Linked DNA regions of Mus musculus: region 1 is linked to region 2. The links are chromatin loops, found by intact Hi-C in ENCODE. Cell type or tissue: heart. All regions are shown on one strand. Each heading gives the region's core, and the rest is flanking DNA. Links, peaks and the distances in the headings are about the cores only. Region 1 holds the start of Cd47 (CD47 antigen (Rh-related antigen, integrin-associated signal transducer)). Region 2 has its middle 10 kb from the start of Gm16619.

Region 1 (5,378 bases), core at 314-5,313, 65 kb after region 2:
GAAGTATGGTTTTGGTCAGACAAATAGTGCAGAGGCCATCTAGACTACTAGCTTCCTCAGGCCCTGATTGTGGGAATTTGGGGGAACCGGGAATGGCCTAGCCCTACAGATAATGCAGCAGCAGTCACATAAGCTACTAGCTACCTCCACTCCCAGGCCTCTGGGTGTGGGAAGCAGTATAGATTCCTTTGAAGAGACAACCCTGAATATTTAACATTTGTGGTTGTTCTAGTGATTATCTGTAAGCACACTTTTTATGGTGTCTTGGAATCCTAACATTGAGGAAGAGGAGACAGGCAGATCCATGGAATTCACTGACTAGTCAGCCTAGCCTATATGGCAAATTCTGGGCCAGAAGTATTTTAAAATATGATCTTCATTTGAAAGCTAACCAGAATGTCTGGGAAGACATTTATTCTTTAAACTGTTTTTTTTTTTTTAAAAAGGTATAGACACTTTCAGAGAAATGATACACAAAGTAATTCTTTAGTCTCTACATATAAGCACAAACATGTGCCCTTGTACCAGTACATGCATGAACATGAAACACCCACATATATCATGGACATATAAGTAACCAGAAGCATCAAGAGTAAGTATATTGCTGTATCTATATAAGATTTTAGATATGGTCAGAAGCAGATGTAAGATTGGGAGGAAAAGGAAAGTTAGTATGAGGCTAACCATGAAAGAGGAACTAGTCATGAATTGAGAAGGAAGGCTATGGGGTAACTACGTGTCTTATCATAGATACCGACTTCTCTGAGCTTGTAACTCCATATTCCTCCACTCTAAGGTCAGAAGTGATTCAGGGGAAACCACACGTCTGATGAAAACTCAAGGAAAGGGCCCAGGTGAGAGCTCCAGAGAACACCAGAATAAGTAACTCCAGGCCCATGGTACCTCTTCTGTTTCCTTATCTGAACTGGGCACAACACCCTACCCACAGCTTGTGTGGAGACTCTTAATTAACATAGTTAATGTGTGCTACCTGTGTTCAAAATATCTAATGTGCACCTATCCCCTCCTCTCTCATGCCAAGCTCAAAGTCTGGATAAAAATGTTTGGATCAATTGGAAGAGAACTTCTAAGGACTTTAGGTTCTGGACTTGGAGTTTAAGGTTCTCTCAGAGAGAAGTTATCAACTCTGCAGAAATTGCTATAGAACTTTTCTGGGATAGACTCAACCTCACGCCCCATCTCAAATGCCCGAGAGAACAGTTACCACCCTCTTGACTTCTCATCCAACCAACTTATGCCCATTCCATTTTCTGCACAAGAAGACAATCATATGGCCCCCGTAGCTCCCAGCATAACACAGAGCATCACTGGATCTCCACCTCTGCAGGTTGGGCACAGTGTTTTCCAGTCAGTAGTCAGCTTTACAGGGTTAGCTGCATCCAGGAACAGCTGACAGCCTTTTTTAGCCGAGCAGCTGCTCTCTGATACACAATGTCCCTAACGCTCAAGGTCTGGTGAGCGGTCATTGTTTTGTATCCATATCAGCATTAACCGGTTCCTTTGATAGTCGGAGGGTATCTGGTCTGCCATTGAAAACCTTAACCATCAGAACTCTTAAGTCACATTAACACATCATCTAGATCAATGGGGGTGGGGGGGAAAGGGAACTTTTGGGGTTTAAAGAATTGATAATGTGGAGGAAATCTCTCTCTCTCTCTCTCTCTCTCTCTCTCTCTCTCTCTCTCTCTCTCTTTCTCTGACACACAGACACACACACAGTTGTATACTAAGGGATGTTTGTTGAGTGCTATTCTCTGAGCGTAACAGCAATCATGTTCCTCAGAACAGTGGTGACTACTTGTGACTCTCAAGATAGGATGTGCTGACTGTGGATCTTTCCTCCAGGAAGGAGAGTGACAGGAGGGTCATTGAACCCTTACTTGAGATTCTAGCTACTTCCTCTTGCACCTCTCAGACACCCCTAAGTAGGTGCTAGAGTATGCCGACTATAGAAGGGTATCAAAAGAACGGGGAATTCATGCTGCGGTGAAATTTTTAGGTGTGGTTGCTTTCAGATCTTCTGCGCTGCTGGGTGGGAAGTAACTTATAGCAAGCTCAAGAAACCTTTTGGTCCAAGACTGACTTCGGTGGAATCCTACTTTAGTTTGTTGTTGGTACCCTATCTGGGAGGGAGTGGTTATTTCCTTAGGAAAATAATCATGAAATAAGGACACTGTCACAGCATCATAGACAGTGGCAAGTTTTATCCTGAATTGGATTGCTGCTACACTGGCTATTGAGAAGGAAATGGGGTAGAAGACTTTAAGAAGTGCAATAAATAGTGTGATAGTCTTTTAGCTCAGCTCAGAGAATATCACCCAGAATGGGCACCCATTATTACAGAGATCAAGTCCTTTTAGTCAAAGGACCTTTGCCTCAGGGTGAAGAGAGTGGCTTAGAGCTACACTTTTAAACCTATTCAAGAACTGAACTCAAACAGGTCAGAGGTCTACACAAGGATGCAGACATAAGCCAGTTTCCCAATATTGCCGATAGCGTCAAGGATCTGTTTACTCACACGGGGCCTGTCTGCCACAATCCTTGTGTCTGTCACCCTTTCTCCTTCGTGGTTTTAAACTGCTCATTATGCATGGAACTTGATTGCCCAACCCTGCTTGGGGGATGAAAACATTAGCCAACAAAGAAAGAAAAACAGATAAGGAGGTCCACTTCTGGAACAAGTCAGACCGGGGAGAGATCAGGGCCAGGGGGAGCCAGAGGGAAGGAGTTCCTCGGGGGCCAGGACCTGGTCACAGCGCCCTCTCTCCGCCCAGCCCTGCGGCTCCAGGGCTGCGCGCCTTGGGAGGGAAGATGGTGAAAGCAGAAGCAGCGCCTACACCGGGAGAGCAGGGAGGAGGAGTTGGACTGAGGTTGGGCGGCTCCGAGGTCCAGGGCGAGCTTGGCCAGAGGGAGTAGAGAGCAGCGGGGCTGCGCAGGGACGCGTGCCGTGAGTTCCGGTGAGCGTGTGTGTCCCATGCTCCCGTCTTTCAGGCCGGCCCAGGACACGAAGCCGGAAGAGAGCTGGCTGGAGGGACGGGGGCCGTGAGCAGAGAGTGCAACCCGCGCAGCCCCGGGGACAGGCTGATTCTTGGCGCTCTCCGCCGGAGCCTGCCCAGGGCTGGGTGTGAGGCTGGCGTCACGTCAACGAGCAGAGGCGGCCAGGCGGGGCGGAGTGCGCGTGCGCGGGGCGGCGAGCACGCGCGCGCGCGCACCCCCGGGCAGCCTGGGCGGCCGCTCCTGCCTGTCACTGCTGCGGCGCTGCTGGTCGGTCGTTTCCCTTGAAGGCAGCAGCGGAGGCGGCGGCTGCTCCAGACACCTGCGGCGGCGACCCCCCGGCGGCGCGGAGATGTGGCCCTTGGCGGCGGCGCTGTTGCTGGGCTCCTGCTGCTGCGGTGAGTGGCTCGGGGATCCCGGCTCTCAGGCTGGTGCGCAGCACCCAGGCGCCCCCGCAGGAGTGTGGGCTGCACCCCCGCCGGCCAGGCGGCGCCCGGAGGAGAGCAGAGAGAAGAGGAGAGGGGTGGCGGGATGCGCGGGCCCTGCGCACCCGGAGCGCCACTGTGGGAGGGCCCGGCGGGGCATCGGCGCCCCTGCCTCCTCCCTCTGCTCTCCTTCCCTAGTCCCTTTCCCCCCCGGGGAGAGCGGGCTGAAGCTCCTCACTCTCCAGTGCGCACACGTAGGAAGAACTGGGAACAACCGCAACTGTGCAAAACCCCAACTGCAAAGAAAGCGAGGGGGCAGCTGCCGCCCCCCCCATCCCCTCCTCTTGCACCCCTCTCCTTTCTCAGAGCTTTCACGCAGCATTTGGGGTTGAAGGACTAGAGTGGGAGGCCCGGGCCTCTTGTGATGAAGTGCGCATTTTGGTGAAGTCGACCAGAAAGGCTTTTTGCCCTACCGCGTAAGCACTGGAGCAGAGAGAACACGGTGGACCCAAGTTTTATTTCCCACCCAGCTTTTATCGAAGCTTTTTTTTTCTTTCCCTCCCTCTGACCGCGTATTTTTGTGGTTGTTGTTTTGAATCCTCAAAACAAGCTTCCTGGAAACACTTCTCGTGACACCCCCGCTACCCCCCTCCCTTGCCAGCACTTTAATATATTCCTTATTGTAGATTAAAGTTTTTTTTTTCCCTCTTCCTTGGAGCAAACGTATTTTAAGATTTGCCCAGATATTGCCAGTGGTCTAAAGACAGTAATTGCCAGGGATGCACCTCCTCTTTTGTAAAGTATTTTGCTGTTTATGAACGCGTACCTCCTTTGTAAAAAGCCGAGGGAAGAATAGGAATTTTTGTGACCATATACCGCCCGGCAAGCTTCATATCTGCAGATTCCTCTGCGAACTTTTGGTAAGAATCGGAACAGACTTGCAGCAGGATAACAGCAAATGTTAAATTTGTCTTAGGATGGATGCTAAATTAATTGAACCTTAAACTGATGGTTAACCTCACAATGCCTTATAAAGGCCAGTGTTTGGGATCTATTTCCAAGATGCCCTTAATACCCTGCCCACCACTTCCCTCTCCCAATCATCCTGGGTGTTGTAGCTGATAATAATAAAGACCTGTGTTATCTAAATTGTTGGTATTGGATGTTTTCTGATTTTAGTCGTTTTTACTGTGCTTGTTACCATCGTTATCATTATAACACTGTTTTCAAATACCTGTTGTATAATCAGAGAGCTTTCATATTGAGCCAGATACAAATCTGTTATAAAATGCTACTGATTCAGACCATGGACAGTGAATCTTGTTTGTCTGAAGAGTGAAAAGTCTAAGCCATATATTATGTTTTTTTTTAAGCCTAATTCTCAAGTAGACTAAAAAGCAAAATTATTAGAATTGTAGTTTTGGTGATAGGAATTGTGGTAGGCCTTTGTTAGCGATAATTATGATCACATTCATTAATGCTCATTTTGTACAATGTTAGTACATTTGGTTCTATAAGGAGTTGCAAAATTCAGAACTTTCACTATTTTTATTGTGTTTGCTATTGACTAGGAAAGAAAAACAAACCCAAAATACAGGCATTATGGTTTGGGGTCGTTAGATGTTTGTAAATCAGCAATTGATAATGTTTGTCAAAGATAAGATGGACTTTTGTTTGTGTATCATATGTAGGTTCGAAAGAACACACATGAAAGCATGCTAACAGTCTCAGAACACAAGCAGTAGGGAACCTGGAGACTGGATTTAGCATCTAGCATGAGATGAAAGTCACGGATTTTTAAGGTTCATTTGTGCTGAAGTTCGATTCTGTTTTCAGTTTCATTTATAATGAAATGGGTAACCAGGGGCCATGTCCTTGTAATCTTCACAGTTTCACTGACCTCTGTGGTAAAGGGGGAGTGGGGTGGGGTTCCAACAC
Region 2 (5,378 bases), core at 135-5,134:
GATAAGAAATAGAGGTGGGACATTGGGAGAAAAAAAGAATTCAGGGAGATGAAGAGAAGGGAGAAGCCCAAAAAGAGGTAAAGAGATGGACACATAGTACCTGAGCACAGGTAACCAGCCACACAGCAAAATGTAGGTTGAACTAAATGGGTATATTTAGTTATGATCTAGTCAAAGCAGAGCCTCGCTGTATGACCCAGGTATTTATGAATATAATCTGAGTCAAAGTTTTATTTCTTGGATCATGGGGCTGAGGGGCAAAACGAAGACCTAACAAGTGCTTGTTTTTCTGTGTTGGTGCACGATTGGGCAATACGCTGAGCACAGGGTCAGCAGGGCACATTTCACAGGGGAGTGTAGGGTTATTCCTTAAGCAATGCAAGGAAAACCAGTGGAACCTAATTCCTATGGCTGTACACCAGTGTCCAACGTACCTGGAAAACATGCCTAGTTGCCCATTGTATTAGTCAGGGTTCTCTAGAGTCACAGAACTTATGAATAGTCTCTAAATAGTAAAGGAATTTATTGATGACTTACAGTCGGCAGCCCAATTCCCAACAATTGTTCAGTCGCAGCTGTGAATGGAAGTCCAAGGATCTAGCAGTTACTCAGTCTCACGCAGCAAGCAGGCGAAGGAGCAAGAGCTCGAGCTAGAGCTCCCTTCTTCCAATGTCCTTATATTGTCTCCAGCAGAAGGTGTAGCCCAGATTAAAGGTATGTTCCACCACACCTTTAATCCCAGATGAAAGGTGTAGCCCAGATTAAAGGTGTGTTCCTTAAACTGGGAGATTCAATCTTCTGGAATCCATAGCCACTGTGGCTCAAGATCTTCAAACCAAGATCCAGATAAGGATCTCCAAGCCTCCAGATAAGGGTCACTGGTGAGCCTTCCAATTCCGGATTGTAGTTCATTCCAAATATTGTCAAGTTGACAACCAGGAATAGCCACTACACCCATCTACCAGGGAAAAGCTAATTCCAGAGATGGAGCTCAGGCAACTTGGGACAGGCTTGTATAACTTCTAAAAGACCTCAACAACAAAAGTAAACACAACAATGACACCCCCAGCCCCCAGAAAACAGAAGAGTTACCTGAGAAAGGCAACTGTGCCTTGTCCAAGAAGGGCCCTGGTGATGTTGGTTACATTTGGAGACAGTCTTCTATTTTAACAGAAGTAACATACTGCCTTTACTTTATTCTCTTTCACATCAAGCACTGTTTATAGTGGGATATATGGATGACCCAGAGTTCTAGAATGGGCAGGACTTTACTAAGGTAAAGTTTAATTCTTTTTTTAGGGTCACTGTCTTGGTGTTGTGAACCTTCTTTTTCTTTGGGAAACAAAGGATTTCTAGAGATTGGCTAATTCATCTTCTCTATGAAGCTGATGCAGTTTGCTGTAAATGTGTTTTGCTCTGCAGACAATAGTGCAGTGATGGAATGGTTACTCAGAGAGTCTGTGAATAAATGAATAAATCACACACCTGTTAAATCATGTGCTGTGCAGAATGAAGGGGTTGTGATCAGTTTTTTAAAGAGTAGAATGTTTTTACTTTCTATTTGCCACTCCCAAAGACTTTCTCAGAGCAATGCCTTGTATATCTCCTTTTTAAGTGAACCTCTAAGGACTTGATAGCTTTTACATATATGTAGTCTTCTTTCTTGTTGATCTGTTGTTGTTGTTGTTGTTATTATTATTATTATTATTATTATTAAATAACATCATGCTATGTAGTTATGTAGCCTGGCAATCCTAGTACATGGTATGTAGCCAAAAGTAGGCTCAAACTTGTGGTAATCCTCCTGTCTCAGCTTTCCAAGTGCTAGGATAATATGCATGTGCCAATGTGCCTGACTCATGCATGGGGATTCTAAATTACTGGTTCATCAATTAGTCCCATCAACGTTAAGGGTTGTAAGTAAGAATACTAATCAGTCGTCTCATCCTCTTCTGGGTCTCAGAGTAAGTCAAAGATGGAGACAAAGAAGCGAAATGATCTGAAGTGGTTCCTAAAGCAGGCTGCTAGTGGCCCACAGATAGCCATGAAGTATGTCAGGGTAGAGGAACAGGCCAAATCCTTGGGACCTAGAGTCCAGTTCAAGAATGCTGACAATGGATGGATGACCTATCCAGACCAGAAATGTAGGCATTCTGTCTACAGCCCAGACCAGTGTAAGAAATGCAGCATGAAGCTGCTTGGTATGGAAATCTTTGCATGCTTAGCTTTTGGCTTCTCATGCATATCTTATAGTTTTAACGCCAATGCTCTCAGGCAAGCAGAGACGTGTGCACCATAATGAAAACATTGTGTCATTATGATCCAAGGCAAACAATAAATACACCATTGAATGCTGGGTATGAGACTTACCAGTAGAGTTTCTGCCTAGCATGTATCAAGGCCTGGGTTCCACTCCCTGGCACCACAAAAATAATTTGTTTTTTACCTACTTTGTTTCTGTTATCTCCCAAGATATAAAAGAAAAAAAGGGGTACAGGCTCTGAAACCAGACTGTGTAACTTAAAATTCATGCTCTGTATTCTAGTAATTTTTCACTGTCAGATCGATTAACCTGAATTTGTTTACTAATTCTAATGACACGGACATGAAATTACTAGAGTGTAAAAGTCTTAGGGGAAATTAAGTGATTGGTGTATCTGTGTGTGTGTGTGTGTATGTGTGTGTGTGTGTGTGTGTGTGTGTGTGTATTAGGGTTTCTATTGTGTTAAAATGCTGGGCCAGGCATGGTGGCGCACACCTTTAATCCCAGCACTTGGGAGGCAGAGGCAGGCAAATTTCTGAGTTTGAGGCCAGCCTGGTCTACAGAGTGAGTTCCAGGACAGCCAGAGCTACACAGAGAAACCCTGTCTCGAAAAACCAAAAAAATAAAACATAAAAAATAAAATAAAATAAAAAATGTTATGAACATAAATCACTTTGGAAGAAAAGAGTTTATTTCCTTTTTATTATTTTTTAAAATTTATACATTTATTTATTTATTTACTTCCTCTTCATAGTCCATCATCAAGGGAAGTCGGGGCAGGAACTCAGGCAGGGCAGGAACCCAAAGGTGAGCGCACTGGTGAAGAAGCCATGAAGGAGTGCTATTTACTGGCTTGTCCCTCATGGCTTGCTCATCCTGATCCCTTCCATCCCCATAGCAAGATCACTGGTCCATGAGTTGAACACACACAATAGGTTGGACCCTCTGCCATCAATCACTAAATAAGAAAACTCCCTCCAGCCTTGTTTACCGAGATGGAGCTTATGGAACAATTTTTCTCAATTGAGGCTCCCTTCTTTCAGATGACTCTCGCTGTGTCAAGCTGACATGAAAGCAGGCTGCACAGTGTATGTGTGAAGCATGTACTGAAAGAGAGTTACCGTTAAGAGGTTTTGACTGGTTTTATGCACTATGTTATTTGTAGTATACCACTTCCGTAGATAGTTATCAACTGAAGCACTGGAAAAGCCAAGAGAGAAGCCAAAGAGAGAAAAAGATAGAGGAAGTGATAAAAAGGAAGAAAAAAACAAGGGTGGGGACAGAAAGTGACTGAAGGGAATTTACTTAGCAACACAGACCTTAGCTACACTTACACTGCTGACCTCTGTTACGGAGAGACGCTCTGCACAAACTGCAAACCTCACTAGGAATTCCCCAGGACTCCTTGGGAGTGGTCAACAGCATCCTCTTTGGTAGAGGACAGGTTTCCTTTCCTTCTTGTGTTAACCCACAAGCCTACCCTCCATGCTCTGGAAGGCTGAGTTTTTATCCACTCGTATTCTAATCTACTTCCTCCAAGTTCACCTAACTCTCTGAGCCCTACCACTGTCCTTACAGTGGGATAGTACCTATAGTACACTGAGCCAAAACTCCTATATTTTGTATTCCTAAGGTACCACTGAAATGCTTTTCTCTGGCTTTTCCTTCTTGAAGACTTGGGCGATGGTTGTGGCCATGGGGATATTTTATTTTTGTTTCTGTTTTATGCACCATTTTTGGTAAAAAGTATTATTTCAACTTATAAAGCACAGACCCTGTCACTGGATAAAACAGAGACGCCAGAGCGCTTGAGGAATATTTTCTGTGTATTGAAAGTGCTTATGTCCAGAACAGATCAAGGTTATGTTCCTTAATCATCTACCTCTGATGCTGAGAGAACTTCAGACACACTTAAGGGATTCTTGGAATCTCTTATTTTCGAGCAGTAATTTCAGAAGTCCATCAGCAAGACTTTTGAGGCTTCTAAAATAACTAAGTAGGAGACATCAGGAAACGCCATCTGGCCTTTAATTGCTATCTGGCTTTCTCCTAACCCATCATATTCCTATAGTTCCTGAGATCTTTAACATTGTTCTCATGTTTTTCAAAAGTATTTACTAAGATCCTTTCAGCAATCGATCAAAGAGCTAACCATCGTGAATTAGTGTATAATGGTATGTGTACATTAATACACATGAGGCTGCACACAGGGCTCACCACTGAACTAGAAGAGGGGACAGTTTCCCAAGTGATCTCATTGACGGGTGGCAAGTGCCTGACAGGATACACTCACCGGCCAGCTTTGGTGGCAGCCTCTAACCCAGGAGATGGGGTGGGGTGGGGTGGGGGGGGTTGTGAATCTTCCTAGAGGAACAAATATTTTCCATCAATCTCATCTTGGGTTTATTTATCTTTTAAAAAATAAATACCATTTTCAAGAAATGCTATTAGAAGACAGGAACTCTAGAAATATTAGCACACATTAATGTCCATAAGTCAAGGTCCTGAGTTAAGTAAATATTAGAATCATTACTTTCTAGATGGCACCAAGAGAAAGAGAGAAATCATACCGGGGGCTCTGTTTAAAGAGCAGGGAGCTATTTCTGTGGGGTAGGTTTATCAGGAGAGGTGACGTGCCTGGTGGTGCAGACAGGTCAAAGCACAGAAACAACACACAGGGCACAACCTACATTACAGTTTTGCCTAAAGCCTGAGCTAATCTTGAGCTCTGCTTTACCCTCCCACTCAGCAGGGAAAATGCCCAGCTGGGCTTCCAGAGTGGAAGTGAAGTGTAAGGAGGAAGTGGCTTTTAAAACTCTGACGAAGTGTCTACAGTTGTTGTGTGCCAAAACGAGTTTGCCTGGAAATTTTCCCATTCTGACGTCCTTCGGGTTGTCTCTTGGACCCTTCCGTATCGTAGCTCTTGTGTGACTGAAACCTCTGCATAAAAGTTCGTTATCCTATGCTTGGCAGGAGCATGTGCCAGCACCCGTGTGTCCTCCTTCCCACAATGCTTCACAAGAACCAGTAAACGAGTCCTCTATTTATGATCTACAAGCTTTCAACTAAAAACCACCACAGTGTAATTATATAGGCACTTGGAGATGTAATACAC

What was found. Hi-C counts contacts between places; a loop is a spot of excess contacts. Peaks named below come from ENCODE experiments on the same cell type or tissue, not always from the same donor. Only the 100,000 strongest peaks of a DNase experiment are listed, where the experiment ranks them.
Region 1: a loop joins it to region 2, with 9 times the contacts of the local background. A loop is called at or near these places in 11 of 42 quality-filtered maps.

Annotation. Positions count from the first base shown.
Region 1 is chr16:49,852,420-49,857,797 of GRCm38, forward strand. Cd47 (CD47 antigen (Rh-related antigen, integrin-associated signal transducer)) reads left to right here and starts at 3,242. Exons shown (of 9, transcript NM_001368415.1): 1 at 3,242-3,413. The coding sequence starts at 3,368. It also overlaps Gm4633. In heart, for the core only: a CTCF peak has its summit at 2,773; a DNase peak (open chromatin) is centred at 3,172; H3K4me3 peaks cover 3,144 bases; H3K27ac peaks cover 2,045 bases.
Region 2 is chr16:49,787,587-49,792,964 of GRCm38, forward strand. No RefSeq gene overlaps it. Among named protein-coding and RNA genes, the nearest start is that of Gm16619, 10 kb to the right of the region's middle. In heart, for the core only: no CTCF peak of the experiment used is centred there; a DNase peak (open chromatin) is centred at 5,075; H3K27ac peaks cover 1,052 bases.